3 separate regions of the Homo sapiens genome follow, and regions 1 and 3 are each linked to region 2. The links are chromatin loops, found by intact Hi-C in ENCODE. Cell type or tissue: HepG2. All regions are shown on one strand. Each heading gives the region's core, and the rest is flanking DNA. Links, peaks and the distances in the headings are about the cores only.

Region 1 (10,252 bases), core at 772-8,771, 500 kb before region 2:
GCCTGGATCCAGGTACTGAGTGTCACATTGCATGTGTGACATCACAGTGCATGACAAGGAACTGCATGTAAAAAGGAAATTGAGGTAATATGGAGGCTCGGAGTGATTCTCAGATGTTTGGAAAGGGGAACCTGGGAAGGCTTCACAGAGGCGGTGATGTTGGAGATAAATCTTGGAGGACAAATTCAAAATACTCAGGGAACAAGAAAAGAAGGAACAACGTAAGCAAAGGGGATGGCACATGCAAAATCACGATTTTCAAATCCCCCAGATGGCAGGATGGAGAGGCTGAGAGTCTGTGAAAAATGGGCACAATGATATTACTTCCCTCATAGATTTATCAATGAGAAGTGTAAGAGAACCCAAGCAAAGAGTCTAGCATACACGAAGGGCTCAGGAAACATTATTGCAGAATAGTACTAGATTTACCTCTCTAATAGATCATGCAGCATAGCATGCTTACCTTAAGTTTTACGATTGTATGTCTGTGTTGGCAGGGAGTACTCCAGGCAAAGAAATGAATTAGGAATGGTCTTAGTCTATGAGACTGTAGAGTCTACATAAACAAAATAGCATGAACTGGGTAGCTTATAAAGTACAGAAATGTATGCCTTACAGTCCTGGAGGCTGGGACATTCAAGATCAATGTGCCAACAGATTCAGTGTCTGATGAGGGTCTGTTTCCTGGTTCATTGATGGCAACTTTTGACTCTGTCCTCGCATGGTGGAAGGGACAAGAGATTTCTCTGGGGCCTCTTTTTTATAAGGCCACTAATACCATTCATGAGGGCTCTATGACCTAATCACCTTCCAAAAGGCTCCATCTCCTAATGCCACAGACTGAAGGCGATACTGTTGGCTTCCTTACTTTTGACGTTTTGGGACTCACACTGGCTTCCTTGCTCCTCAGCTTGCAGACAGCCTATTGTGGGACTTCACCTGGTGATCACATGAGTCAATGCTCCTTAATAAACTCCCTTTCATGTATACATCTATCCTATTAGTCCTGTCCCTCTAGAGAACCCTAATACAATTGACATAATATTAAAGATCTTCCTCCTCTTTCAATTTTGCATGAAATTTTATTTCTTTGCATTAAGAGGTTTTCCACTCTATTTGATGCTAGAAATTCCCCATGAATTGCAGAGATAGTTAGGGCCAAGAGGTGTTTCTTAGAACCTCCTAAGCCAGTTTGGGTTGATGGCTTGGGAGTTAGGAAGCTTTGACTCTCATTTCAACTCTGCCAATCAACATGTCCTGTGACCTTGACATGCCACTGCCTCTCTTGGGCCTCTATCCTAATCTAAAACCCTCATTTAGTAGATGAGAATATATAGTTTTTCTGAAAGTGTGGTATGCTTAGCACTGGAGGCATCATGAAGCATAAAAAAACACAACAAAGGAAAAGGATTTTATTAAAAAGGTTATCTTTTGTTTGTGTCTGATACTGGTTTTCAATTTCATGGTGTATGAATTTGCTAGGGCTGATGTCACAAAGTATTGCAGATGGGGTGGCTTAAATAACAGAAATTAATTTTCTCATGATTCTGGAGGCTAGAAGTATGAGATCAAGGTATTGGCGAGGGTGATTCTTTGAGGTCCCTTCTCCTTGACTTGTAGATGGCCATCTTCAAGTTCATATGACATTCTCCCTTTATGAATGTCTGTGTCCTAATCTCCTCTTCTTATAAGGAAACCAGTCCTATTGGATTAAGAACCATCCCAATAATCCCATTTAACTTATTAACCTCTTTAAAGACCCTTCCTCCAAATATAGTCATATTCTGAAATACTGGGGATTAGAACTTCAAAATATGAATTTTGAGGGGTCTCAAATTAGCTCATAAGACATGGTATTTATATGTAGATAAAATTTGTTTCAAAATATGGCAAAAATATAAGTCAATTTAAAGGAAGAAACTTTTAATAATACATTCATATAGCAAAATTATGAAAGTGGTACAAAAATGGCAATTTCTCTTATCTATTGATGGGTAACGAGCTGTCTCAACATTTGGTGGCTTAAAACAGCCATTTTATTTTGCGCATGGTTTTGTGGGACAGGAATTCAGGAAGGGCTCAGTGGGTAATTTCTGTTTGATTCACTTGGGGTCCACTAGGGCAACAGGATCCACTTCCAAGATGGCGTCTTCACTCACATATCTGGAACCTCGGTGCTCCTTGTCCTTCACGCTCCATTTGGTGCCTTATTTTCCAGGCCCTCTTCCCTCAGGTAGCCTGGGCTTTCTCACAGCATGGTGGCATCAGGGTTGTAGGATTTCTTACAAGGCACTGACTTGTAGAAAGTTTTCAGGAGCTCCGAATGAGGAGATTCAAGGGCTCTGACGACCAACCGTCGGCTGTCCCAGTACGTCACTTCTTCCACATTCTAATGGTCAGAGTAGTCACTAAGGCCAGTCCAGGTTCGCGGAAGGAAAATTAGATTCCACGTCTCTATGGGAGGACTAGCCACACTAAGCCACTGCGCTGGTTTAGAACTGTCTGAAGTCCCTCCTAGAGGTCGTGTGTTTGATTCTGCATCTCCGTGATTTGTGAATCTTGCATCATTTAAATTCAGCCTTACACACTGATGCCTTTGGTGCCGTCCCAATATTTAGGTAGCAAACTCGTAGTGGGTAGAGATTCAGGCTTAAGCTTCCAGCCTGGCTCTGAGGAGAACTGTCTGGGGCTCCCTGCCCTCTTCCCCATGGATGAGACTCTTCCCAGCCTTGGGCAAACACAGCGGGGAGCTGGCACCATCTCCCGCTAGACACCTCCTCCTTTTCCTCTTGCCCTTACCATGACTCCCGAGTTATTCTCAGAAGTAAAAGCTTTCCACGCCTGCTCTTCTCTCCTGCAGCCAGGAGTGCAAATTTAGATATTGGAGCTGCTCAGGCAGAAAAATGGCCCTGGAATCAGGGAAGCAGAAACCTGCAGCTGCCACGAAAGGACCGCGGAGATGAAGACCCGGAAGCTTGCATGTGTTGAAGCCCGGGGTGTGGGGGACTGTGGTCACGTACTCGAGGGGGCTTCAGAGACCTCTGGGAAGCCCTTTCTGCCCACTCGAAGCCTGCCCCTGTGCCTGACAATCTTCCATCGGGAGCGATGTCATAAAGAAGAAATGGAATTCAGTGGGAAGAGTGGTGGACTCGGGGACAAAAGATCTGGGTTTGCGCCCTGGCTCTGACCTAACTCACCAGCATTATTGGAGGCACGTTAGGTAGGTGCTTGTCAGAGTCCTGCGTTCTAGGTGCTTTACAGGTGTCCACTTACTGGATCTTCATAACACACCTATGAAGCAGGGAGTGTCATCTCTATTTCACAGCTGAAGAATCTGAAGCTAAGTGTCATGTTTGTGTGTGGAGTGAGAGAGGGACGCCGAGAGAGGGAGAGTGAGAGGGAGAGAGGGAGAGTGAGAAGGAGAGAGAGAGAGGGAGAGGGAGAGAGAGAGAGTGAGAGGGAGACAGAGAGAGAGGGGGTGGGGCAGTGGATAGGGGGAGGGAGGAGGAGAGGAGGAGGGAGGAGGATAGGGGGAGGGAGGAGGAGAGGGGAAGGAGAGGGGGAGGGAGGAGGAGAGGGGGAGGGAGGAGGAGAGGGGGAGGGAGGAGGAGAGGGGGAGGGAGGAGGAGAGGGGGAGGGAGGAGGAGAGGGGGAGGGAGGAGGAGAGAGAGGAGAGAGGAGAGAGGAGTGATGGGGGAGAGGAGTGATGGGGGAGAGAAAGAGTGATGCGGGAGAGAGGGAGAGGGAGGAGGGAGAGGGAGAGGGAGGAGGGAGAAGGAGGAGGGAGAGGGAGAGGGAGGTGGGAGAGACAGAGAGACGGAGAGAGGGAGAGACAAAGGAGGGAGAGACGGAGGAGGGAGAGAGGGAGGAGGGAGGAGAGGGAGGAGGGAGAGGGAGGAGGGAGGAGGGAGAGGGGAAGAGGGAGAGGGGAAGAGGGAGATGGAGTGATGGGAGGGGGGAAGAGGGAGATAAAGGGAGTGGGGGAAGGGGGGAGAGGGAGATGGAGAGAGGGGAGGGGGATGGGGAGGGAGGGAGGTGGGGGAGGGGGATGGGGAGGGAGGGGGACATTTCAAACTTGAGTGGTGCACCTAGTGATGGAACACAATTGAATCATTCAGGTGGGGAAACAGGCCCCCAAAGAGGGGCTTTCTTCCACAATAGTTTGATAACTATTTTAAAATATTATTTTCTAGAACAATGTTTTTCTCCAGAGGAAAAATAAGGCATTTAGGTTTATAAACTTGGACAGTACAAATAAGAATAAAGAAGGTCAAAAATTACCTTTATTGATCTTGCCATTCAGGTAAAACCATAGCACATTACTTCAATGTATGACAGGAATGATGTAAAATGCAGATTTTTTTTTTTTTTTTTTGAGATGGAGTCTTGCTCTGTCAACTAGGCTGGAGTGCAGTGATGCAATATTGGCTCACTGCAACCTCTGCATCCCAGGTTCAAGCAATTCTCCTGCCTCAGCCTCTGGAGTAGCTGGGATTACAGGCACGCACCACCACGCCCGGATAATTTTTGTGTTTTAGTAGAGATGGGGTTTCCCTATGTTGGCCAGGCTGGTCTTGAACTCCTGACCTCAAGTGACCCACCCACCTCAGCCTCCCAAAGTGCTGGAATTATAGGCATGAGTCACTGTGCCTGGTCAAATGCAGATGTTTTAAATAAAAAGACAGATCATGTCTTACGTGATTGTTTCCCATCTGCTTTTTAATGAACCTTTGAACATTTCCTTTCCAAATCAATGTTCTGTGACATTGGTTTAAATGGCTTCTTATATATATGTAATATATATATACATATATATATTCATTATATAAATCAATTTAGTCAATCTTTTGTTTTTGGACATTTGTGTTGTTTTAAATTTATCTTACCAATGTTGAGATGAAATAAGTCAGTTGCTTCCTTCCAATCTTCCCTCCCCTTCCCCCCTGGGGATCAGTTGGCTTTCTGTCTGAATGGTTTTCAGGTGAGACAACATTTTGCCACAAGGGGTCCTCCACACTCTTTAAGCAGAAGAAACTGTTTGCCCACGTTGAAAGGGATTTGGAGCAAGAGAAACTCTGGTTTGCATCCCAGCGTTGCCACTTGCTCTCCCTGAGACCTTGGACAAGTGATTGGGCCTCTCTGCACCTCAGCTTTCCCTGGGGAGAACCATCATTTACCCACCTTATCTCATTTTCATAACAATCTTGCAAGAAAAGTGCACAGCACAGTGCCTGGTGGGCGCTCAGGAAGTAAAGGTTTTTCATCTTATTAGTTCTACTCCAGCTCCTTCCTGGAAAAGTGAAATTTACAATAGCTCATGGGGTGGTGGGAGAATTAAATGAGATCACACATGTAACGTACCTAGCCAATAGTTTTAGTTGATTGGATTTGAGACCTGGTCTCACTGTTGCCCAGGCTGGAGTGCAGTGGCATGATCACAGCCCACTGCAGCCTCCACCTCCTGAGCTCAAGTGATCCTCTCTCCTCAGCCTCTCAAGTAGCTGGGACTACAAGTTACACACCTGTAGTCCCACCATGCTCCACTAATTTTTTTTTCTTGGTAAAGATGGGTTTTCTCCATGTTGCCCCGGCTGGAACTGTTAACTTTAAAAATTATTACTACATAATATTTTTATTATACAGAAAGCGGTAAGAGATAAATTAGGCTAAACCTTTGACAGGAGGTCAGAAGGGACAGTGACTTCTCTTTGGGCCTGGAAGTTGACTCTTCCACCCCAACCCCGACTTCAGCACACTTCCCAATGTTATCAGCAAAGCAAGTCCTGAATGGGACTGCCAGAGATGCCCAACTCCAAGAGCAGCTATTCACATAGACTCCTAAGAACGCAATAGAAATGGCACTCCTCACAGGCACGCGGCAAAATGGCCCAGCTCCTCATCCATTCTCTCAGAGGACCAAGTACCAACTCCTGCAGCACAGAAATCCCTTTCAACAGTTCTAGCCCATATGGTCTTTTCTTGAAGAAATTCATCCAAGTGGCCCTAAATTTTACAGACACTTCCCATCTGACATCAGCTCTGCAAGGGGTAGCAATAGAGTGACACTTTTCCAGCCTCCCTGTCAATCATGGTGGCTGTGTTGGGAGACTTAGTTATCTGCAGAGCAAGGATTTAAAACCAGGTCCAGTCTGAGTTCAGCACCAGAGCTCTTATCTAGTATTCGAAGGACAAATTACTGACAAGAGTACATGCTTAATATTGGCTCTGTTCATATGTGTGAGAATATATACAGAAAATAGTATATAACATAGATAAGAGAATATGAGTCCATATACATCTTTTTTAGCATTTTTGCTTTTATTTGACATAACTGCACATATTTATAGGGTACAGTGATATTACAATAGTTATGCAATGTATAATGATCAAATCAGGGTAATTGACATAAAAATCACCTTAAACATTGATCATTTCTTTGTGTTGGGAACATTCAAAATCTGCCCTTCTGGCTATTTGAAAATATACAACAAATTACTATCACAGTCACCTACAATGCTATAAAACACTGGAGCTCATTCCTCCTAGCTAGCTGTAACTTCGTATCCATTCACCTACCTTGGGCTATCTCCACCTGCACCCCTGACCCTTCCCATCCTCCAGTAACCACTATTCTACTCTACAAGATCAACTTTTAGTTCCCACATGACAACATGCAACATGCAGTATGTCTTTTCATGCATATGATCTTTTAGTTATAACCACTCTGAGAGGTACCGTTATGCCCATTTCACAGAAGAGCAAACTAAGGCCTGGAGATGACAGGTGACTTATTTCAGAGTCCATGCTCTTAGCTGTAAGCTCTGCTATGTAAGCGCTCAGCCATGGTGGCTGTTATCATGGGAGGCTCTGAAGGAACTCTAAATAGGCAGCCACGGGGGTCCTCCGCTTGGATGCCTTTTAACTGATCTTCTGCCAGGTGGGGGCACGGAGCTGGGTTATCTCACCATGGCCTTTCAACCTCTCAGAGAACCGGGGTCAGGGCAGGGGCAGCAGGCCTGCTGAGAGCTGGTGGGCTGAGCAGCGTGGGCTGTGTCAATGTGAGATGTCCCAGGAGGACCAAGGAGGTGAGGCCCTGCAATCCACATGCCTGCCCAGGAGAACAGGAGGGAAGAGGGAAGCTGGAGGCTAGGAATGAGGCTTGCTCCACCTTCCTGCTTCAACCAGCAGCTCCCAACATTTCAGTTTTAAAGTTTACCTTTGTAACTTATTCAATATTACAAAGCTGTATCTTTAAGGAAAAGTAATGCAGAGAGCTATACTGTCCAATCACTCAGGACTAACCAGTCATCATCTTTTGATGTATTACTTCCCCCACTTTTCTCCATTCTTATGTAAACATGCATACATGTAGGATTTACCCACTTTGGCAAAAGTGAGATTGCCGGCCAGTCACGGTGGCTCACATCTATAATCTCAGCAATTTGGGAGGCTGAGGTGGATCACTTGAGCCCGGGAGGTTGAGGCTGCAGTGAGCTATGATCACACCACTGCACTACAGCCTGGGTGAGAGAAACCCTGTCTCAAAAAAAAGAGGGGGGAATTTGCACTGTATTGTTATTCTGCAGTGTGTGTTTTTTGCTAATACATCCCGGACACATTTTCAACATAGAATTCATGGGTCTCTTTTTAACAGTCGCATGGTATTCCACACCAAGGGTGTCCAATCTTTTGGCTTCCCTTGGCCATATTGGAAGAATGGTCTTGGGCCACACATAAAATAAAATACGCTATCGATAGCTGATGAGCTAAAAAAAAATCATTGTGAAAATATATTTTAAGAAAGTTTACAAATTTGTGTTGGGCCACAAAAGCCATCCTGGGGTGCTTGCAGGCCACAGGTTGGACAAGCTTGTTCCACAGTCCAGACGGATCACCACCCCCAGCCTCTTCCTTACGGATGGACGTGCAGGTCATGCCCAGTTCTTTGGATGTTATAAGATGGGCTACAGTCAACACCACTGTGTGCCTGTCGAGTACTTACTATTGTACTTACTATTGCTAGGCTAGAGTTCTGCTGGGTCAAAGGCCATGCAATTTTGGAATTTTAGAGTTCACTAGATTGCTTTCCAAAAGAATGAGCAACTCACACTTCCTGATAGTTCTTTGAGAAACTCACTTCTACATAGCTTAAGTGTTGTGGGAGGGGGAGGAGGGAGGATCAATGAATTGAGTAGACAGAAGTCTTAAGTATAAAGAGTTGGCAGTTTTCATGTAACGTGCTGTCAGAAGAAAGTCCTTCTGACTGGAATATTTCATTCTCCCTTTAAAACACTGCAAACGACCACTTCATTTCACAAAAGGGAGATAGGATTTATAAGGAGACCTCCACCTGGTCCTGGGACTAGGACAATAATGACCAGAGGGACAGCCGTCTGGGGGTGGGGTAGGCTACAGCACACGTTGCAATAGATTGATGGTCACAAGAGATGAAAGCAATGAAACTTCCCAGGGGGCATTGGAGTTGCTTTGGCCTCACCCACAGAGACAGAAGTGTCTGGGACTTTATGTTCTAGGGCAGCCCCCCATGCAGTGACTGACTGGTGGGGACAATAGAAGCTCAGGTCCCTTGCTGGGAATCAAGACCTATTAAGAGGCTACACTGTGCCCCACAGCACCCTGCAGGATCAGGCTCAGGCTGGGATTTGCCTGAAATCATACCCTTGCTGGAATTCTACCCTTTCCTATCCTGCTTCCCCTCTCCCTTCCCAGTTCCTCCTGGAGACAATCCATTGATAATTCCCTGGCACACAACTCCTTGTCTCAAGGTCTGCTTCTGGGAGAACTGGAGGGATGATGACAGTGTCAGGAATGCTCTCTTTAGGGGAGACACCTTCATTCAGCAGTCATTCAACAGAAGAGTCAAGGGAACCTCAAACTCCCCTCTACAGCTGCAGGGGAATCAGCTTCCCAAAGGGGTTTTCCATTGGGGAACAGGAACCTTAGATGCAAGGGGATGAGAATGGGGAGCATACAGGTTCTAAGCAGCAGCCTGAAGAGATAGTTACCACCCACCCACCATTTACTAGCTCTACAATCATGCAAAACCTTATTCTCTATAACCTGCAATTTCCCACCTTAAAAATAGAATAAGCAGCACCTGTCATGAAGAATTAAGAATGCACTTCGTACTTGTTTCTATGGTGTGTGCTTTGGCAGAAGATGTGGGATCAGATCATTCCATCATTCACTGTCCCCAAGTGGGGACAACTTCACCCCCTCAGGACTGTCATGAAGATTACTCAGAGGATCAGGTTCACAGCCTTGCAGAGAGTAGGTGCCCAGATGAGCCATCACCCACGCTCAGAATCATAACAGTAGAAGTACCCTAGATGCTGGACCAGGAGAGAAATAGACAATTTGTTTAAAAATTCAGTAAGAGCATTTTCATTATGCAAATAATTACATAATTGAAATGTATAAAGGGCAAAGAAATAAAGCCAAAGTATCTCTTGACTCTTCCCCAAAGACTGTCACCAGTTCTCCAGTTTTTTTCAATGCATTTTTATATTTCAAATATATACACCTAGACAGCCTCAGAGGCATGATTTTTGAAAGAGGATCATTTTCAAAATATTTAGAATTACAGGTATTTTTAATGTAGTGCATCTCAGAATAGGGTGAACATTTCCAGCTTCAGTGTATCTGGCTTAGTTAGCATGCTCCTCTTGTAGGATACCATTCAGTGTTTATTTAATCACTCCTTGATGGACACGTAGGTGGCTGCCAACTCTCCCTATTAGTCATCCTGCACATAAACATCTTTGTGCTTGTTTTGTGCATGTGTAGGTTTTTATGTGATGCATCTGTCAACTTCCCAAAGAAACTACTGGAGAAAAACCCTACATTAAAGTTCAGACTCATTGCAGTAAAGGAGAACCCCTGATAGTTTGAGGTATCTCACAATGGGGAATAGGGCAGGGTATTTGTGAGGTCTAAGGCTTGGGCTAATTTTTAGGGTGGGCCTTGACTAGGATTGGGCAAGCCTTCTGACATGGCTCTGGCCCAGTAAGGAGGGGAGTTGAGGGAAATCTTGATGAACAAGTTGTTAGTCTTGATTAGTCATCTAGCTTCATCTTTTAGGGGCAGGTAAATACCTAAGCCAAGGAAAAAACATTTGAGCTGCTTGTTTCAAGATATATCAGGGACAGACAGTGATGTTAATTTCAATTGTCAATGCCTACGAGTTTCCAGGTTAAAAGTTATGACTTTAGAATTGTCAGCAGATAGCAAT
Region 2 (10,252 bases), core at 1,530-9,529:
GAAATTCTATATATAGAGAAAGCAGATCCCTAATTGACAGGGCTGGGAGGGACAGGGGTTAGGGGAATCAGCTAAAGGGCACAGTGTTTCTTTTTGAATGTTCAAAAATGGACCGTGGAGATAGTTGTCTGTATCTGTAAAAATACTGAAAATCATTGAGTTGTACACTTTCAAGGAGTGAATTGTATGACGTGTGTGATTTATATCTCAATAAATTTGTTTAAAGAAATAACTCAGAGTTGGCCAGGCATGGTCGCTCATGCCTGTAATCCCAGCACTTTGGGAGGCCGAGGCAGGCAGATCACTTCAGGTCAGGAGTTTGAGACCAGCCTGGCCAACATGGTGAAATCCCATCTCTACTAAACAAAAATACAAAAATTAGCCAGGCGTGGTGCTGTGCACCTGTTATCCCAGCTATTCAGGACGCTGAGGCAGCAGAATCGCTTGAACCCAGGAGGCGGAGTTTGCTGTGAGCCGAGATCATGCCACTGCACTCCAGCCTGGGTGACAGAGTGAGACTCCATCTCAATAAAAAAATAAATAAAATAATAACTCAGAGGCATGTGGGGCTGCAGTCACAGAATAGCATCTAAACCAAGGTTCTGTTTGATGGGAACAGCACTAGGATTCAGGTCTGGGGTTCCAGTGTTTGTGAACGACAGGAAATACCAAGAGGAAGGGATCCCGGAAGTTTAGACAAACAGATGAAGCGGTCTGTGACTGCAAATCCTGGGGACAGAAGCTGCTGCCCACAAATATGTAGAGAATTGTGCTGTTGAAGAGAAAACAGCCTCATTCTGAGTAATTGATGAAGTTTACTTGGGAAGTCAACTTCAGCTGAACATGTGGTTGAAGTTTTAAAAGGGAGAGTTCTTCTTGTGTGTGTGTCTTTGTTGGGGAGCAAGAACTCCCTGTCAAGGCAGCATTCATGAACAAAGTGAGGACAGTCTACCTGGAATGTTAAGAAAGCATTTCTGCACTAAGGATAGACTTTGGAATAGAAGCCTGCCGAGAACATGTCCAATTCTTAAAAGACTATGATTCCAGGAAGACTAGACCCCAAGTTCACTAGAATCTTGCTAAAGCAACATTTGCTTTGGAACAAAACTCAGGATGAGTTGGTCTGAGAAGCCTGAATTATAAAAACTATCAGAAGACCACATTGTAAGGCTTCTGGAGGGCTTGTCTGGAGGTTCTAGGAGGGGAGAGCTGCTACTCCTACACCCTTGGCTAAGAACAGCCCTCTTCTATCGGTAAAAGTCATCTTCTTTGACTGTGTGGGCAGCTTTGGGAGGAATGCACATTGAGTGGTGGGGGAGGAAGGGGACACTCACCTAGCCAGCCAGATCAGCCAAGTCAACCCTGGTGATCAATGGGGTGGCAGATGTTGCAGCCAGGTCGCCCTCACATCCTTGAGTTGTCATCCTTGGGGACAGTGTTTCTGTGATGACCTAAAGGGCCACCCTCGGGAGACAGTGACATACATTGGATACGAGCATGACTTTGGAGTTACGGAGACCTGGGTTTGAATTCTGGCCCTGCCATTTATTCTCGGTAGGATACCGGGGCAAATTAGACTCTCGGTTTTCTCATTTACAATATCGGAGTAATTATATAGACACTATTGTGTCAGAGAAGCATTACAATAAGGGCTCTTATTGACACTCCAAATTCTTTCTTTTTCTGGATCACAAAAACAAAACCAATATGTGGTAAAAAAAAAAAAATTGTCCTCCAAAACATACATATTGAAAACCAGAAGCAAACATGCCCTGAAATTGTGCCTCTCAGATATACCTGCTATTTATCCTTTAACTTTTATATATTTTTCACATATACTTCAATGAGTTTTATTATTTTTATCATGAAAAAATACAATAAACTTGACACATTAAACATTAAAACTTGACAACACCCTTACAACATTCTGTGTGCTCTCCTACAAGTCTACTATCAGTTAAAGTTGTCTTCTTTGACTGAGCGGGCAGCTTTGGAAGGAATGCCCATTGAGTGGTGAAGGAGGAAGGGGACACCCACATAACCAGCCAGATCAGCCAAATCAACTCTGGTGATCAATGGGGTGGCAGATGTTGACTCCAACATCCTTTGATAAAACATAGCAGGTTAAAGGTCTAAGAGATATAGGTACTAGGAACCTTCAGATTTGGAAATCTAGTCTTTATCATCACCTCCACCTCCGTCATCACAACCACCACTGCCACCATAACTACTATCACCCCCAGACCATCATCATATCGACTACCACTACCACCACAACACAATTATCATCACTACCACTGCTTCCATCATCCCTACCATCACCATAACCTCACCCCCACCTCACCAACACCATCATCACCATCACCGCCATCACCACAATCACCACCATCATCAGCACTAAAACCAGCCATCACTACTATCATTGTTACTGTCATCAGCACCACTATCATCATCAACACCATAATTACCACCATAATCACCACCATCACCATCACCACCATCATCACTACCAGTTATAAAGTGCCCCTGGGCAAGCCACTTGATCTCTCTAGATTCTATGTGTGCATCTCAGGCTTTTGTTTACCCATCTTTAATTCAGCGTTAAATATCTACCTGACCCTACACAAAGTTTTAATAGCCCTTTCCTCTATCATTTGTATCCAGATCCCAGGAGACTTATTGGCATTCAGTTTTAAGCGTCCACACTAGGTGAAAATGCACTACATTTTAAATTTATGTTAAAATTCTCTGTAGCCCATACATTGGGAACTTCTCTGATCCAAAGTAAGTTTTTACTGTCAAGTTCTGGGTCTCTAAGACCAGAGATCTTAGAAGATTTAAACACACAAATGCATCCAAGAAAGAGCAGGAGAAAAGCCAGCAATACAGAGAGGACTTCCTCAGCCTGGTGGTTGTGATGCCCCGTCTTGAGAGTAAACTTCCCCCAATAATCTGGGCAGTCTTTTATTTTTCTGGCCTCCATCACTGACCTGTTGCCTCATGGCAGTGCATTTCTGAGACACGATCAAGACATTCCATTGAGTTATACTACATCCAAATATCAGACGCTGCCTTTGAACCCTTCTGACAAACCACAAACTTAGGAACCAACGTTGACACAACACTCAGCGGATTCAAAACACTGAGCAGGGGAAAGGAGAGGGTGTGGGAAAAGGCTCTTTGATTAAATGTGTTTCTTTCTCTTTGTGCTCTAATGGGGTCTAAGGTACTGCCTGGCATCTTGGAAGTTCACGTGCTTGTTTTCTGAAGAAAGTCTCTGTCACATCCTCTCTCAGAAGTTTTCGGCCAAGAGCAATATTAGAGATTTGTTATTGGTTTAAATAACCCAGCATTTCCATGGATAAACATTCAAGCAAGAAAAGGAAAGCATAGAGGAGAAACTTCTCTTAAGAGAAAAAAAGGATGTGAAGAAAGTCAAGATATTAGCAGTCAATGTGTCTCATTTTCCAAAGAATTAGGCTTATCTTTTCACAGACCTTTGTCTGCTGGAATGACTGTCTAACCTCCATGCCACGTTTTTAATCCCTGCAAACTGATTTTAGTTTTTGCCAAGATGGATGTTGGATCTGAATGAAAACCAGAGTCATTTATCTTTGCCAAGGCATTTTCTTCTTCTTCCGCAGCGGAAAGTTATGGAGATAGGTGCTTTCTCATCGGAATGTGCCCCTTCCAAAATTATCAGGCTCCTGTGGTTTGCTGATAACCAAAAAGACTCAAGCTCAGAGGTGCAGAAACTCATTGAGGATAAATGAAGAGACCATTAAAAAGAAGACATATGTCTTTGTAGCCAAAGAGGCAACCAAGAAGATATTTTCTGAATGTGGGGTAACTTCATTTGCTAAAATGGGGGTCATGAATGATTATGCACCTCCATTTTCAAAACTGGACTCAAATTCCTTTACTTGTACCTCTTCTTTAGGCCTAATGTTGGGGGGGGAACATTAGCATTCCAGGCACCTTTTCAATTAAGAATAAAGGCTACAGGGCAATTTAAAGCCAATGACTGATTTCTTCCTCTCCCCTCTGCTCACGGAGGAGCCGAATTTTCTTTGAAGCCAGGATCGGAATCTGAAGCCTGGTCAATAAGACAGCTTAGACTGCTCAGAGAGAGCCTACTTTGGTTTGAGGTATAGGATAAATGTCTAAGGGCATTTCTGTCCTCCTCAGTGAAGCCAGGTGTGTGTTTTGTTGAGAGAAACAGCAAACAGATACAGATGCTAGCATTATACAAATACAGTGTTAGCAACCCCAACACTGCGGGACTTAGAAAGCATTTAATTCTTCTAATTCATTACCATTTATCACCTATCTCTCAGCTCAAAGAGCCTGGAGATTTGGAGTTTCTTTTAGGGATGCCAAGAATAAGCACATCACCCACTAGGGTACCCATCTCATATTAATTATTAATAGTTACAAAACACTCCGGTTATAGGTTGTATGATATTTGGCTACACATTAAGCCATCAATCTTACTAAATTTCCTTTAACATGCAGGAAATAAAAGCCAAGAGTACCTCCTTGGAAGCCAAATGGTGCAGAAAGAGGAAATTGATGAGGGTTATGTCACTCAGTAGTGAATCTGATTCATCAGAAGTGAAAAAAGTCATCAAAAACTTTGTTCAAAAAGCCACAGGTTATTTTGAGCAAAGTCTGTTTCTCCCCCCATATGCTGATAGATTTCCTCTCATGGTTAAAGCTACACGTTTTTTCACAGAATATTAAAGTTATCAGAATTTGGAAGATAGAAGACCCATGGCAGCAAAGGTTCTGGCCTATTTGCTAGAAGATTTCCACTGGTTTGGGGCAGCTTGCAGGGCCATTGTCCTTTTGTGTTTCTGGCTGATGGGATGGAAAGGGACAGAAAACCAACCTCGGTTCATGCGGTGTTGGTACTGCCTGGAAATATGTATTGTTAGTGCCCTCTAGCGGCCGAGTCTTGGCTGGACATTAAAAGACATTTTTCACCATGAGCTGGGTGTTGAGTGCTTTTAAAAAGCAATTTTGCAACTTGGCTGTGGCCACTGTGCTCTGCTTGGAGTGGCTTTAGACTTCATGATGCTGGTGCTTTCATGTTAAACTGTTTCAAAGCCTCTTGTGGAAGCAAGAGCGTTTGAACTAAACTACAATTTTTGAAAATGGCAACTTGAAATATTTTTACCTCCAACGTAGACCATTCTTTGCCTGCATGCTTCCCTCTGGATTGTCTGTTCCCAAAAACAGCATCTTCATTCAATGAGTAAATGTTTTCTATTACTCAAATTTATTTGGCAAAATAGACTCGGGTAATAGAACATTTTTTTCTTCTTCATACTAATTGTGTGCCTTGCGAAGGCTCTAAAATCATTCCATTTTGACCTAGAAATTCATTTTCTAGGAGTTTTTCCTAAGGAATCACTATGAATATGAACAAGATTGAGGAACAAGCTACTTCTTAGAAGGTTATTCGTAATAAAGAAGAAAACAACCACCTAACGGGCCAACAATACAGACATTGATAAATTATAGTTCATCCAACTCATGGAGTAGGAGGTAGTAATTAAAAACAACATATTATGATTAGAACCGGAAATACCATTTGACCCAGCAATCCCATTACTGGGTATATATCCAAAGGAATATAAATCATTCTCTTATAAATACACATGCACACCCATGTTCATTGCAGCACTATTCACGATAGCAAAGACATAGAAACACCCCAAATGGCCATCAATCAATGACAGACTGAAGAAAGAAATGTGGTACATATATACCACGGAATACTATACAGCCAGAAAAAGGAATGAGAACATGTCCTTTGCAGGGACATAGATGAAGCTGAAAGCCATTATCCTCAGCAAACTAACGCAGGAACAGAAAATCAAACGCCACGTTCTCACTTATAAGTGGGAGCTGAACAATGAGAACACATGGACACAGGGAAGGGAACAATACATGCTGGGGACTGTCGGGGGAGGATGGGGTGGGGTGAGAGCATTAGGAAAAAGAGCTAATGCATGCTGGGCTTAACACCTAAGTGATGGGTTGATAGGTGCAGCAAACCACCATGGCGAACGTTTGCCTATGTAACAAACCCACACATCCTGAACATGTACCCCGGAACTTAAAAAATAAAATTAGATAAATAAATAAATAAAACGTACTATGGTTTAAGAAGATCCTTTTCAAACAGCTGGGGACACTGGTCACTCAAGTGACTTTCCCGGTGTCTCACACAAATCCTCAGTGGTGGTTATGTGGGTGTTGATTTTGCAGTAGGTCATTGAGCTACACATTTTCTGAATATATGTATTTATAATTTTTAAAGAATATTTTTTATAGTTTAAAAGAAGATTTAAAAAAAAAATCAAAGAGACCAGGTATTCTAATCCTTAATTTAGCTCTGTTTCCCACACTAGTCTACTCCTTGGAGGAACGAAGGCACAAAAGAGAAAAGATGGAATTATGGTCTCTGGGAACTAGATTTTAAAATTGCATTTAAGAAATACCTAATGTAGACGACGGGTTGATGGGTGCGACAAACCACCATGGCACGTGTATACCTATGTAACAAACCTGCACGTTCTGCACATGTATCCCAGAACTTAAAGTATAATTTTAAAAAATTGCATATAGAACATCCCATTGGTGGGACTGGATTTGTTTGCAAATGGTCTTGTCAGTGGTGAAGTGGAAGAGAATGTGGAGCCCCACTCAAATGAAGTTTGCAACTTGTCAGCAGATCTGGAAAAACAATACAGTTAAAATTCTTGACTCTCTGGAGATAGGAAATTATTAATAAATTTCACGAATGCATATTTCCTTATTGCCATTACAGTTGTGAGGGATGGCTGTATCTTTTGCTGTTATTTTTAAACCCCATAGAATATTTGTAGAAAAACAATTTATCTAAATGTATGAGGTAGTTTATAACTTCTCTACATTTCCATGTCAGAAGCAAAGAGATAAATAGTTAATTCTGAGTTACGTTTAATAAGTATTCATTTGTATCTCTTCACCAGAGACGAGAGAAAAGCAGCTTAGTCCCAGACCTCAAGGTACCCCCGAATGGCTGGGAGGAAGTTTGACATCCTTGAAAAAAAATAGAGAGCAACATAAGGCAAGTGAATGCGGTGTACAGTATAAGCATTATAATGCTCTAAGGAATAAAATCAAGTGTCAAGATGCATAGTTTATAGTAAGGAGATATTGCGTCAGGCTAATTCGGATATAAATCTGTATGAACATGTGATCTTAAATCTCTATGGCTCCACTTTATCTACAAAATGAGAATAATATTGCTACTTACTATTGTAAAGATTGAATGCACATTGTGCTTCCATGTTTATTGCAGCACTATTCACGACCACCAAAATTTGAAGCAACTTAAGCATCTGCTAACAAACGAATGGATAAAGAAAATGTGGTACACATACATGATGGAGTACTATTCAGCCACAAAAAAGAATGAGATCCTGTCATTTGCACCAACATGGATGGAACTGGAGATCATTATATTAAGTGAAATGAGCCAGGCACAGAAAGACAAACTTTGTGTGTTCTCACTTATTAATGTGAGTTTAACATGAAAACAACTGTACTCGTGAAGATAGCGGGTAGAATGATGGTTGCCAGAGGGTAGGAAAAGCAGTGGGGAGTGGATGGAAATTGGGGATGGTTAATGGATGTGAACATAGAGTTAGATAGAAGGAATAAGATCTAGTATTTGATAGCACAACAGGGTGACCACAGTCAGCAATAATTTATTGTACATTTCAAAATAACTAAAAGATGGGGCCGGGGGAGGAAAAGCATCAAGAGAAATAGCTAATGGATACTGGGCTTAATACCTAGGTGATGGGTTGATCTGTGCAGAAAACCACCGTGGCACATGTTTACCTATGTAACAAACCTGCATATCCCGCACCTGTACCCTGGAACTTAAAAGTTGAAGAAAAATAAGGAACGCATTTAAACCATCTGACTGGCAAAACAACAACAACAACTAGAAGAGTATAATTGGATTGTTTGTAACACAAGGAGAGGATAAATGCTTGAGATGATTTATACCCCATTTATCCTGAGGTGATTATTATGTATTGTATGCCTGTATCAAACTATCTCATGTACCCCATAAATATATACACCTACTATGTACCCACAAAAGCTTTTTAAAAATAATTTAAAAATTTAATATTTTAAAATTAAAAAAAGAAAGAAAATGCACATTGCAGGCCGAGCGCGGTGGCTCACGCCTGTAATCCCAGCATTTTAGGAGGCTGAGGCGGGCGGATTGCCCGAGCTCAGGAGTTCGAGACCAGCCTGGGAAACACGGCAAATTCTCTATGAAAAATACAAAAATTAACTGAGCATGGTGGTGTGTGCCTGTAATCCCAGCTACTCAGGAGGCTGAGGCACAAGAATCGCTTGAACCCGGGAGGTGAAGGTGAAGGTTGCAGTGAGCCGAGATCGTGCCACTGCACTCCAGCCTGGGCGACTGTGAGATTCTATCTCAACAAAAAAAAAAAAAAAAAAAAAAAAGCACATGGCTGGATTAAATGCTCAAACATATTAATATAATATTAATTACCAGTGAATACCTTGAGCCTGGCCAACCAGAGAGCCTTGGATGGAGACTCCCAGTCTTTGCAGCAAGCTGGGTGTGTAGGTTTCTACCTTTAGGATGTGACTTCCCAACCTGACGAGGAGCCAAGATGCTTGAGAAATTGCCATTTCCATATCATTTGTCAGTTTCTCTCAGCAGATGGTGCTCTTGAGACCTTCACCCACATGAGTTCAGAGGGCAAGAGCTCCAATTTGGCTACCTCCCAAACTAAAGATCTTCGTGTCCAAGCATTGTCACCAGGAAGCGTATTGCTGAATAAATGCATTCTTGAGTTAATGAATGGGAGGCAGAAAGCCCTGATGCAGTGTCAAAGGAGGGCCTGGTCATCTGGGGGTTTGTCTGGCAATTGAGCCAGGGGCCACCTTCTCTACTTCCCTCTGTAGGGTCGTGAGACTTTGAGGAAGAGACACAGCCCCTGGTGCCTGGAGACCTGGTTTTTAGTCCTGGCTCTGATTCTTAGCTTGCTGTGTGATCTCAGGTTTTCACTTGTTCACCACAGCACCTACTTCCCCCTTCATAAAAGGGAGACAGCACCAGTGGGGCTCAAACCCTTTGATAAAAGCTAATATTTTTAGGCTGGGCATGGTGGCTCACACCTGTAATCCCAGCACTTTGGGAGGCCAAGGTGGGTGTATGGCTTGAGCTCAGGACTTTGAGACCAGCCTGGGCAACATGTTGAAACCCCACCTCTATCAAAAATACAAAAAATTAGCCAGGTGTGGTGGCACTCACCTGTGGTCCCAGCTACTTGGGAGGCTGAGGTGAGAGGATCGCTTGAACTCAGGAGTTTGAGACCAGCCTGGACAACATAGTGAGATTTCATCTCTACAAGAAAAATTAAAAATTAGCTAGGTGTGGTGATACATACCTGTAGTCCTAGCTACTTGGGAGGGTGAGGCAGGAGGATCGCTTGAGCCCAGAAGTTTGAGGTTGCAGTGAGCTATGGTCATGCCACTGCACTCCAGCCTGTGTGATGGAGCAAGACTCAATGCCTATATATATATATGTATTACGTAAAATATATGCAAATATATAAAATATATTAATTTTGTGTGTGTGTGTGGGTGTGTGTGTGTGTGTGTTTAACGGCTGTCAATTCTTTGACACCTCTCTCTTCGAGTGATGAGTTCTATGTCACTTCTCCTTGAATCTGGGCTGACTTTAGTGACCCTGTTAAAATCAATGGGGTATAGTGGAATTAATGCTGTGTGTTTTTGAGGCTGAGTCTTAAGAGGTGAACCAGCTCCCACCTTATTTGCTGGAACATTCTTTCTTGCACCCTGGGCCACCATATAAGAAACCCAGCTTCCCAACTTCCCTGAGACTGCCCTATGGTCAGGCCATGTGTGGATGCTGTGGTGAACCGCCCAGCTGAGTAGCTGACAGCCGGTGTCACTTGGCAGCTATAAGTAAGCCACCGTAGATCCCCAGACCAATTGCGCCATCAAATGCCTTTAGCATCTGCCAACATTTGGCTGCACTATATGAGAGACCCTGGGCAAGAGCTCCCCAGCTAAGCCCTTCCAGAATTCCGGACACACAAAATCGTGAGCAAAATAAAATGATTGTTTCAGGCCACCAAATGGTGGGTTAATTCGTTACTCACCAGTGGTAACTAGAACACAC
Region 3 (10,252 bases), core at 656-8,655, 150 kb before region 2:
TCCCGAGTAGCTGGGATTACAGGCGTGCACCACCACGCCCAGCTAATTATTGTGTTTTTAGTAGAGATGGAGTTTCACCATGTTGGCCAGGCTGGTCGTGGACTCCTGACCTCAGGTGATCTGCCTGCCTCGGCCTTGCAAAGTGCTGGGATTACAGGCATGAGCCACCACACCTGGCCCACAAATGTGTTTCTTAATGGCCATGTGGTATTTCATCATGCACTAATTTATTTAACCAACTCCATATTATTGGATATTAAGGCTGTTTCCTATTTTGCATGATTTTAAAAAATCATGATAGACTTCCCAGAAAATAAATGTTTATATACATCTCTGATTATTTCCTTCCGACCAATGCCTCAAAGCAGAATTATCAGACTAAATGATTTGCACATTAAGACTTTTGATACATTTTGCAAACTCTCCCCTCCCAAAGGTTTATCTAGTTTGTATTCCCAACCATTAGTTTATGAGATTTTCTACTTTCTCATTAGCAATAGGTAATATTATTTTTTAAATATACATTTGCCAAGTCAATGATTTAAAAAATTATATTTAACTTGAATTCCATTGATTAAAGTCTTTCGGCCTGGTGCAGTGGCTCACGCCTGTAATCCCAGCACTTTGGGAGGCCAAGGTGGGTGGATCACCTGAGGTCGGGAGTTCGAAACCAGCCTGACCAACATGGAGAAACCCCATTTCTACTAAAAATACAAAATTAGCCGGGTGTGGTGGCGCATGCCTGTAATCCCAGCTACTCGGAAGGCTGAGGCAGGAGAATCACTTGAACCCAGGAGGCAGAGGTTGTGGTGAGCCGAGATTGCGCCACTACACTCCAGCCTGGGCAACAAGAGCAAAACTCCGTCTCAAAAAAAACCATAAATAAATAAATAAAGTCTTTCAAGCATTTACTGAACATCTGCTGTGTTACATACTTTGCTGGAAACTTTCACAGATATTATCTCACCTACATGCACAACAGTTCTTTGAAGCATGTAGAATATCTTCTCTGTTTTTTTTTTTTTTTTTTGTAGAGACAGGGGTCTTGCTATATTGCCCAGGCTTATTCCTGGGCTTCAGCAATCCTCCGTCCTTGGCCTCCCGAAGTGTTGGAATTACAGGCATGAGCCACCAAACCCAGCCAATTATCTCCTTTTTATAGAGGAGGAAACTTAAGGCTTGGGCTAACTTAGGTTTCACGGTAAGCCCTGCCACACACCAGCTGTGTAATCTGGGGGGGGAATTTTCAACCTCTCTGAGCTCAAGAATACTAATGAGCTGACCCTCTTGAAAGTTCTTGTGTTTCTTCTGTCCTATAAGCTTGGGTCCTAAACTGTAGAGGACCAGGAAGCCAGGCGGATGCTGTAATATTCCTGAGTACAAAAAAACCTACCATCTCACACATCCAGAGTCTGTCCTCTGCAACTTTAGAAATTACCTGGAAAGGAGCCTATCACAATTAGTAGGTCCTGTATGAGTAAAGATATCGACCGCACATAGTAGAACCTTCCTACCTGTTTACTGAATGAAGGCATGTGAACTAGGTGATTACTACCCACTTACAAACCTACATCTCATTCCTCCATCACAATTTCTGCCTCAGGACTTTGCACAAGCTGTTCCCTCTCTCTGCAATACTTTTCCTCCCAAACTTTTACCTGATTAATTCCTACTCATCATTAGGGCTGTGCTCAAGAGTCACCTCCCCCAGATGGGGTTAGGACCCCTTGCCTTATCCCTTTATGCCATTGGGCACTCTGTCTTTGTAGTAATTTCCACCACTGCAATCCACTGAGGATGCACATAATTTCCTAAGGGCTATTTCTCTCTCTCACTAAATCATAAGTTCCAAAGGACACAGCCCCTCTCTTTTTGTTCACTGCTGTGTCGCCGGTACTTACCACATGTCCAGTCTAAAGCAAGCACCCACCAAATACATTATAGGACTGTAACAATGTGCATTGTGTGCCTTGCCATGGTTTTATCAACACCATGATGAAACTACATTAACTCTTGGACATTGCATCCTTAATCCTACTGATTCAGTGAAAAGATCCACTATAACAATCATTTAGAACCCAAAGAGGTTAACCTGTATTGGTTATGAAATGACAGTGTCCCTTGTCTGATTTGTGAAACTTGCTGTGAACATATTTTTAATGATTTTCCAATGGTGGCAACTGTTTGAGTGGTGGGGTGGGGATGCAGATTCCTAATTTGGATGATGTTCCTCTGAAAGCATAAGACTGACTGTTGTATAGAGTTGATAAAATTAGTTTCAAAGGCAATGTCTTCAAAGGCAACTTTTTTTTTTTTTAAACTGAACCCATCAGAATAAATATCTATTTGGAGCACAGTCAGAACCTGTTCAGTGAAACTTTACTAATGCAGTCCTTTGGGGGAACAGGAAAGCCATTGACCTAGTTTCTCCATTGCACTTGAAAGAAGCTGAATTGTCATTTCTTTATAATTAATTCACACTTCTCAGGGCTTCTTTGCCTGGGAAAGGTCCCAGGGGACCTGATTAAATGAATAACTTGTAATCAACAAGCCAATTGTTTCTTTTTCAAGGGGATGTGGCATATTTGATAGCTCTTGATAATTTGAGGGATGCGGGCATCAAAATTACAAAAACAGAACAAATCTGCTGCACAAATGTACTCACCAATTTGCTGCTCTCTTCTGTCCCATATGTGTTTTAGAGCTCAAGTTCACAAATCCTAGATCCATGGATTTAAAATCAATATCTGATTCACTGATGGTTCATAAAGTTATTTGCAGTAGAACCCCCAAAACGCCTGGCTCCAACAATTAATTCAGAGAAAGAGATTCTTGAAAAACCCAAACATTAGGTGTTACATATAATATGACCGATACCATTTTAAATAGGTTGGAATTCCTAAAGACTTTTCTTCTCCAGTGCCTACACAAATTCCATTAAAACAAGTAACCTCATTCCAAGGATATAAACCAGTGGATCATATATTCAGCTTCATCACACTCAAGGACAATGGATCCCAAATTCTCCTGCGATGGGCATGAGAAATCACGTGAGGTGAGAAATTCACATGCAAGACAACCTCTTCCTGTTTCCTCCAATTCCTATCCCCTCTATTCAGTCGGTAGAAAGAACAGGAAAAAAAAAAAATGGGTGTTCAACTTCCTTGTACTTGTTTAAGCACATGGTATTTATTAGGCATTAATTGGCACACAAATATAAGGCACGAGTACTTAATCCTCACCCTCCCCCCTTAGCAACGTAAAGAGACATAATCGCATAGGGACACTCACTTACAAACACACTCACACTCTCTCACGTACTTAAACACACTCAGCCTCACATCTTACCCTGTTCTCTTTATTAGGGTCTGTTTATAAAAAAGGAAAAAAAAAATTCTTTTTAATCAAAAAAAGCAAAGCACATTCGAAAGAGGAAAAAAACAAAAAAAAACAAAAAAACACAAACTTGGTTTTGAGTATCAATAAAATTAAAAGCTCTTGGCCAGCTCCTATGCTGGGTTTCATTTCATGTTATTACTTAATTAGAATTCCTATTTATAAATAAATAGTACCAGTAAAATATTACATCTGAAGAACCCTACCATAACACTTTACTTACACACTTTTTTTAATACTGTTTTCGGCTTTCAGTAAACACAGTTTTGTGTTGGCATTGGTGTGGGCGTGGTTTCTTTGGCGAGATATCATTGGTGACTGTGTCTTGCCTCTTCTGTAGGAATTGTGCATTTTGCTTGACATCCAGTTTGGGTTGTTGGTGATGGAGGTTTGGAAGGTTGGGGCTGGCCTTGTTTTTTTCAAAAAAAATTTTTTTAATCAGGAAGAATATTTATTTTGGCTTTTTGTCCACAACTCTTGTCAACACAGAGCTTGCACTGTTATCACAGTCCTGCCTACATGTAAACGGGGGCTTTTTAAGTTTTTCAAAGCAAGCTTTCCGGAAGGGAAGCTATAGGCCACGTTTTAGCGACAGACAGCTGGAAAGACAGAGCTGGCAAGATGGTAGGGCTGAATAAGATAGGATGCCAGGGAGCGTCAGTGTTATCCTGACTCCATGGGTAAGTAGAGGCAAAACTGAGCACGTGATATTGGAGAAGGCAGGACAAAACCAAAGCAAATGGGGACATACAGAGGCTTTTCAGAAACATCACATGGCAGAGGTAGGTGCTTTTCTTAGTCAAGGGGAAACGTGAATTTAGGTTTCAGGGATGGTTTACTTGAAGGGAATCCCGCAAGTACATATTTTGAAATATACTTGCCTCAGACCTCCCCCCAAATAAGGGACTGGGTCCCATTAAGAAAATTGAAAGAAAAAAATATATTATCATTTATTATATAACAATGTCAACATTAACACCAAGACAGGGACAGACTCCAACTACGCACTAGGGAAAAACACTCAATGAGGCAAGACTTTCTAGAGCCCAAAAGAAGGAATGGGGGAAGAGATCTGGGGAGTAGCGTGAATGTGGCTGGTTGATGGGTGTGGTGGTAGTGGGGGGTGGGACTCATCTTTTTGTGTTTGTTTTTTTAAGTTTTGAGACAAAACAAGAAAGTCACATTTTTAAAATTGTGGTTTCAAGCTACTGATTAGATCAGCATCCAGCGACCTTGAGTGCAGATGTGAACATTGGGTGAAATGAAAAATCTTGTCCGTGGGGTTCTCTTGGCTACTGTCTCTCTCCTTCTCTCTCTTTCTCCTCTCTCTCTCTCTTTCTCTAGGAAATGTCTGTTGTGAAGCAGGCCTCACTTTAGCTATTGTCGCTCCACTCTGGCACCATGCCAACTCCGTGCACAGAGTGGTACTGATGAGGGGATAGAGTCCTTGGCACGCCATGAGAGTAGAGGAACTCAGGGGGCTGAAGGGTGCCAGGGGACTGCAGGCCAGTCTGAGGCCCACACTGCCTGACCACAGGCTGGTGGGCCACGGAGGTCTGGTGCTGGAACATTCCCTCTCCCAGCTGTGGGGAGCCATGGTTGGCCATGCCAGCCAGCCGAGGGACCAGGGGCCCCGAGGTGAAGTGAGCGGAGAAGTGCTGGTAGGGTAGCCTGTCCATGGGCTGCACGGTGGTGACGGTGCAGCTGCTGTAGGAAGGCATGCTTGGCCACGTGTTGCAGCTGATGTCCTCTAGGCTGGGCACAGGCTCGCTGGGGGGCGCAGAGCTGGCATACATGCAAGCTTGCCGCTGTGCCGACTCTGTCCTGTAGGAGGCACCCAGGCCCTGCTGCTGTGGATAGCTAGAGCGGTAGAAGGAATCTTCTTCACTGGGTGATGTCTCCATGTAGGGCTTCTTATAGGGATGGTCTGTGGTGGAACATTCTTCCTCTGTGAAGACAGGAGAGACAGCAGTGAGGCCAGGAGCAGGCACCAGGCAGCTAAAAGTGGAGACAGTTATTTGGCCAAAGTACTGAAGAATAAGTCCTGAGAGACTGTTAGCCCTAACCGCCATTCTGAATACAAAAAAAGGGGGTTGGATTGTAATGGTTAAGACCTTGGGCTATGGAGTTCTATGCAAACAGTTTGACCTTTCTGGGTTCAGCTTCTTCATCTGTAAGATGGAAAGGGTAGGAAATAGCACTTCCTACAAAGGGCAGTGTTGAGAATTAAATGGGAAAATACATGAAGCACTTAGTCCAGAGCCCAGAAACACTCAATAAATAGCAACTAACCAGGTGCAGTTGTGCACGCCTATAGTTCCAGCTGCTCGGGAGGCCAAGGAAAAAGGATCACTTGAGCCCAGGAGTTTGAGACCAGCCTGGGCAACATAGTGAGACCCCCCATCTCAAAAATAAATAAATAGCAATTATTATTATCTTTCCTCTTCTCCAGCATGTAAATTTCATAAAAGCAGGACATTTTCTGCCTTATCCATGACTATATTCCCAGAACCTAGTAAACACCTACTATTAACAACAGCATCAACAATAAGTCAAAACAAACATATACAGTGTGTACTCTGCGTAGCACGATTCTAAGCACTCTCCAGGAAGTAACACATTTAATCACAACAACCCTACCAGGTGGGTTTTACTATTATCCTCATCTTACAGATGAGAGAAAAAGGACTCACGGAGGTTAAGAAACTTGCCCAAGGTTTCACATGGCTGATAAACAGTAGAGCCAGGATTAGAATCCAAGTAGTCTGACCACAAAGCCCTTGTTTTTCACTGTCTTGATACATAGAGAAAGCATGCAATAAATATTTGTACGATGGATGGATGGATGGATGGATGGATGGATGGATGGATGCATGGATGCATGGATGCATGGATGAGTGGGAGGGAGCTTGAATGAATGTTCAAATTCTTTCCTGATTCCTTATGTAAGCATGTGCCTAGTTAGTATTTGTTAAGTTGGTACAAGTTAATGTGTTGCTGTTTCCTGCTGAGCAAGTCCCTTCCCTTCCCTGTGTACTAGTCATTTCCTAGTGTAGGGAAGTGGAGATAGTTTTGTCTCTGAAAGGGGGTCTCCTTTCACCACTTCGGGGCCACTGGCCCCTTTGAAAACAAGAAAAAGTGCTGGGCTCTTTCCTAGAAAACTGCATTGAAACACAATGTTTTGAAAACTGCATGTGCATACAAGGCTTTGCATACAATTTCAGGGGGTTCAAAGACTCCCTAAAACCCAGACCCCAGGTTAAGAAGCCTAGACATGTCTGGATTTGAATCAGGCTCCTTTACTTAATATCTGCGTGATACCAGCAGGGCATCTACGCTCAGAGACTCATCATCATCTCTGAATCAAAGTGAGTAATACTTACCTTACTGGGTAGCTAAGAACTAAGATTGAGCATGTAAAGTCTCCTGATTTCCGTCAACATGAACAGCTCTTGTTGCAGGGCTAACACCACCAGTCAGGCTCATGGCAGACATAATTCACAATAATACCCTCAAAGTATTCCCTTCAGGGGAAGCAATACTTGGGGATATCTACCAAAGTATAAACCTCAACACAGACTCATTACTTATCTGAAATTTTACCTTCCAAACTGAAAATTCTCTTTCCTCATCTTTCTGTCTCTTTCTAGTCAATAAATGTTAAGAAATTATGTCTGTCTTTGGAGAAGTGAAGAAAAATGAAACACTGGGGCATCCATGCAACTCACTGTGATGGCTCATGGCCATGAAAACAGAATGCTGAACTAAATAACGAGAGGAAATGATCAGAGCTATTATTTATTGAGTACCTACTACATGACCTTACTCTTCATCTCACAGTAATTCCTCAAGGTGTCTGCTGTAATGCCTGTCTCATAAAGGCAGAAACTAAAGCTCAGAGAAGTGACTTGCCCAAGGTCACATGGCTGAGAAGGAACAGAGGCTGGAATCTAAGCCAGATTGGATTGACTTTGCCTACACACCTTGCTTCCAACTCTCTAGATTTCTAATACCCAGTGCCACTCATGCAATCATACAGCAGATAATTACTGAGCTGCTCCAAAGTGCTAGGTATTGTGCCAGGTGCTGGAGATAGAGTGGTGAACATGATCCCGTTTTTGGTGCATGTCCTCAATCCCAGTCTATCCTACCATGAGCAGTAAGTGAGGGAGGCTGACACTCTGTGACTGAGAGGTGGTCCTCAGATATAAAGACACAAGTAAGCCATTGACTCAAGACTAAATCCTTTGGCTTTGGACTGGTTTGTAAAATAGCTCCCAAACCCAGGTAGAGTAGCTTGGGTTTGGATTCCACCAATCAGCTCCATTTGTATCAATGTCCAAGTGACACCCACAGATAAGCCAAAAGTATCCACAAACAAAACATATCTCTTAGGGTTGTGCCCACTTAACAGCAAGTAAACTTATTTCCACTAGACTCTTTCTGGGCCACATATGGGACTTATAGGATACCAAAAAAATTTGTACCAAAAATAAAAAAAAAAGAAAAACACACTCTTCCAGGTGTTCTATCTACATCATGCCAACCATGCAGATGTTTGAAAACATCCAGATGAATGAACGGCCACATTTTTCACCTTTTAACTGTGCGGGGTTTTTTTTGTTTGTTTGTTTGTTTGTTTGTTTGTTTGGAGGCTTGAAGACATTGCTATACTCAGCTTCTTTTTGTCCTCACCACCTCCTCCCTTGATTCCTTTCCTTCAATTCTTCCTTCCTTCCCCCAGATTCATAAACCTGAGTGTTTCCATTGTTGCTGGAATCATAACCTTTGGGTTTTCCAATTAACCAGGGTGTTACCCTTTTCAATAATAGAAAGTACAGCTGCAGGGCACCCTTAGCAAGAGGAAAAAAAAACAAGGCAAACTAACTATTTTCAAGTTTCTGATCCCCTTCCAGATTTGTTACAAGTAAAAAAGGAAGAATAATAAGAAAACGGCCGGAACACATTTTGGAAAATCGTAAAATTATACATTCCAGTCTTTAATACCCCAAAGATCTAATGCAGAGCACTAAGAAAAACTCAATCTTGGCTTATTGATGAAAGCAGGTCCTGAACATTCTCAAATTCCTCTCAGGCCTCATCACATTGTAAAGAAATTCCAACTCAAGGATCCAAATTTCAGGTCAGTCATGATAAATGCTCTGGATGTAATCTCTGTGTTTATTTTGGTTATGGCTCAGTTTCTTTCTTTTTTCTCTTCTTTGAGAGCCCAATAACTGTTCAACAGCAAAGACCTATCTCCAGCCAAGTCATGATTAACTTTCAGGGTTGGTAAATGGGCTATACTTAAGTATCAAGTCTTCTGATGAGATGAGTCCACAACTCGGCTTCAGAAAGTTGCATATTAAGAGTGGTCAGTTATATTGCAACTATCCTAAACCGAAATGAGTCTCTTAGGTAACAGTAAATTCTTCCTGATTCTGACCACTCATTATGGCATGGCACTGTAGAAAACCCTAGTACTTTGGATTTTTCTAGATATTTTTGATTCCGGATAAAGTGAATTTAGTAATGCATCCAAGGCACAGATATTAAGGCACAGAGTTACAGCTCCAATGCTCGCTCGCCATGTGACTGGATGAATCACCAGGTCATTCCAATCTCAGTTCTTGATTGTAAATGGAGATAATACCTGAACTTTTTATGAGATTTAATTGAGGTAATAATGAGGGCAGTTGAGTTTTTATCTTCCTTGCACATAAAGCATTCAAATCTTGTCTGTCCAAATGACCTGGGTCCATTCTCTTTTCCCTCTTTCTCTTTTGGAAGACTGGATAGATAGCTTTCTGAAAGTTGTCCCATACTTAATAGTATTTGGGTAGATTACAGAGCTGGAAAGCTCACAGAGTGCTTTTAAATACTAATCCTATTGAGCAAATATTTTCACTATTCCCAAATGGGTCATTTCTCTTGCCAATTCAGTTCATTCAGATGAAGAACCATTGGCGAGTCTTCCCAGACAGAGACCCTGAAACTCAGAGTAGTAATCTTTCTAGCTGAGTGACCTTCAGCAAGTTGGGAAGGTGGCTATAATTCAGGTCTTCTGACTCACAAAGCAGTGCTCATTCTGACAGATGGCCCCAGGCTTTCCATTTCACGCAACCCTACATGCTCAGCCAACATGAAAAGGTAGCAAACCTTGACTCTTATGGATGAGTGGGTGGATGAGTAGATGGATGGATGGGAGGATAGATGTATGGGTGGGTGGGTGGGTGGATGGATGGATGAATGAATGAGTGGGAGGATTGGTGGATGAGTGGGTGGATGGATGGGTGGTTGGATGGGTGGATGGATGCATGGATGGGTGGGTGGGTAGATGGGTGAATGGATGGGTGGGTTGATGGATGAGTGAGTGGTTGGGTAGGTGGATGGATGGGTTGATAGATGGGTGGGGGGATGGATAAGTGGGTGGATGGATAAGTGGATAGGTGGGGTGATGGCTGGATGGATGAGTGGGTAGATGGATGAGTGGGTGGATGGATGAGTGAGTGGATAGATAGATGAGTGATGGATGGGTGGATGGATGAATGAGTGAGTGGGTGGATGGGTGGGTGGATGGGTGAATGGTGGGTGGATGGATTGGTGGGTGGGTGGATGAGTGGGTGGATGACTTTTTGTTGTTGTTGTTTTTGTTGTTGTTGTTATTTGTTTTTGGTGTCCCCATGCTCTTAGCATAAAGTAGGAAGGGTTGGAATGGTATTGTGCGAAGATTCTCAACGAGAAATCAAAAGACTCAGTTTGAAACATCACCTAGTCACTACCTGAAACCAATAAATTTACTTACTGGCTTATTATATGTCTCATCCAGTAAGAATTCAAGTTTCTTGAGAGCGGG

The links. A loop is a pair of places that touch in the nucleus more often than their neighbours do. Peaks named below come from ENCODE experiments on the same cell type or tissue, not always from the same donor. Only the 100,000 strongest peaks of a DNase experiment are listed, where the experiment ranks them.
Region 1: a loop joins it to region 2, with 36 times the contacts of the local background. A loop is called at or near these places in 3 of 110 quality-filtered maps.
Region 3: a loop joins it to region 2, with 7 times the contacts of the local background. A loop is called at or near these places in 2 of 110 quality-filtered maps.

What each region holds. Positions count from the first base shown.
Region 1 is chr12:114,009,126-114,019,377 of GRCh38, forward strand. It overlaps LOC105369993 (a long non-coding RNA gene), which reads left to right and starts at 1,940. Exons shown (of 5, transcript XR_945351.2): 1 at 1,940-3,220. In HepG2, for the core only: a CTCF peak has its summit at 5,009; a DNase peak (open chromatin) is centred at 4,996.
Region 2 is chr12:114,503,776-114,514,027 of GRCh38, forward strand. It overlaps the pseudogene RN7SKP216. Among named protein-coding and RNA genes, the nearest start is that of TBX5-AS1, 100 kb to the left of the region's middle. In HepG2, for the core only: CTCF peaks have their summits at 4,941 (motif pointing left) and 8,751 (motif pointing right); a DNase peak (open chromatin) is centred at 4,936; H3K27me3 peaks cover 727 bases.
Region 3 is chr12:114,350,763-114,361,014 of GRCh38, forward strand. It overlaps TBX5 (T-box transcription factor 5), which reads right to left. Exons shown (of 9, transcript NM_181486.4): 9 at 3,149-5,344. The coding sequence ends at 4,770. Among named protein-coding and RNA genes, the nearest start is that of TBX5, 50 kb to the right of the region's middle. In HepG2, for the core only: a CTCF peak has its summit at 5,203 (motif pointing right); no DNase peak of the experiment used is centred there.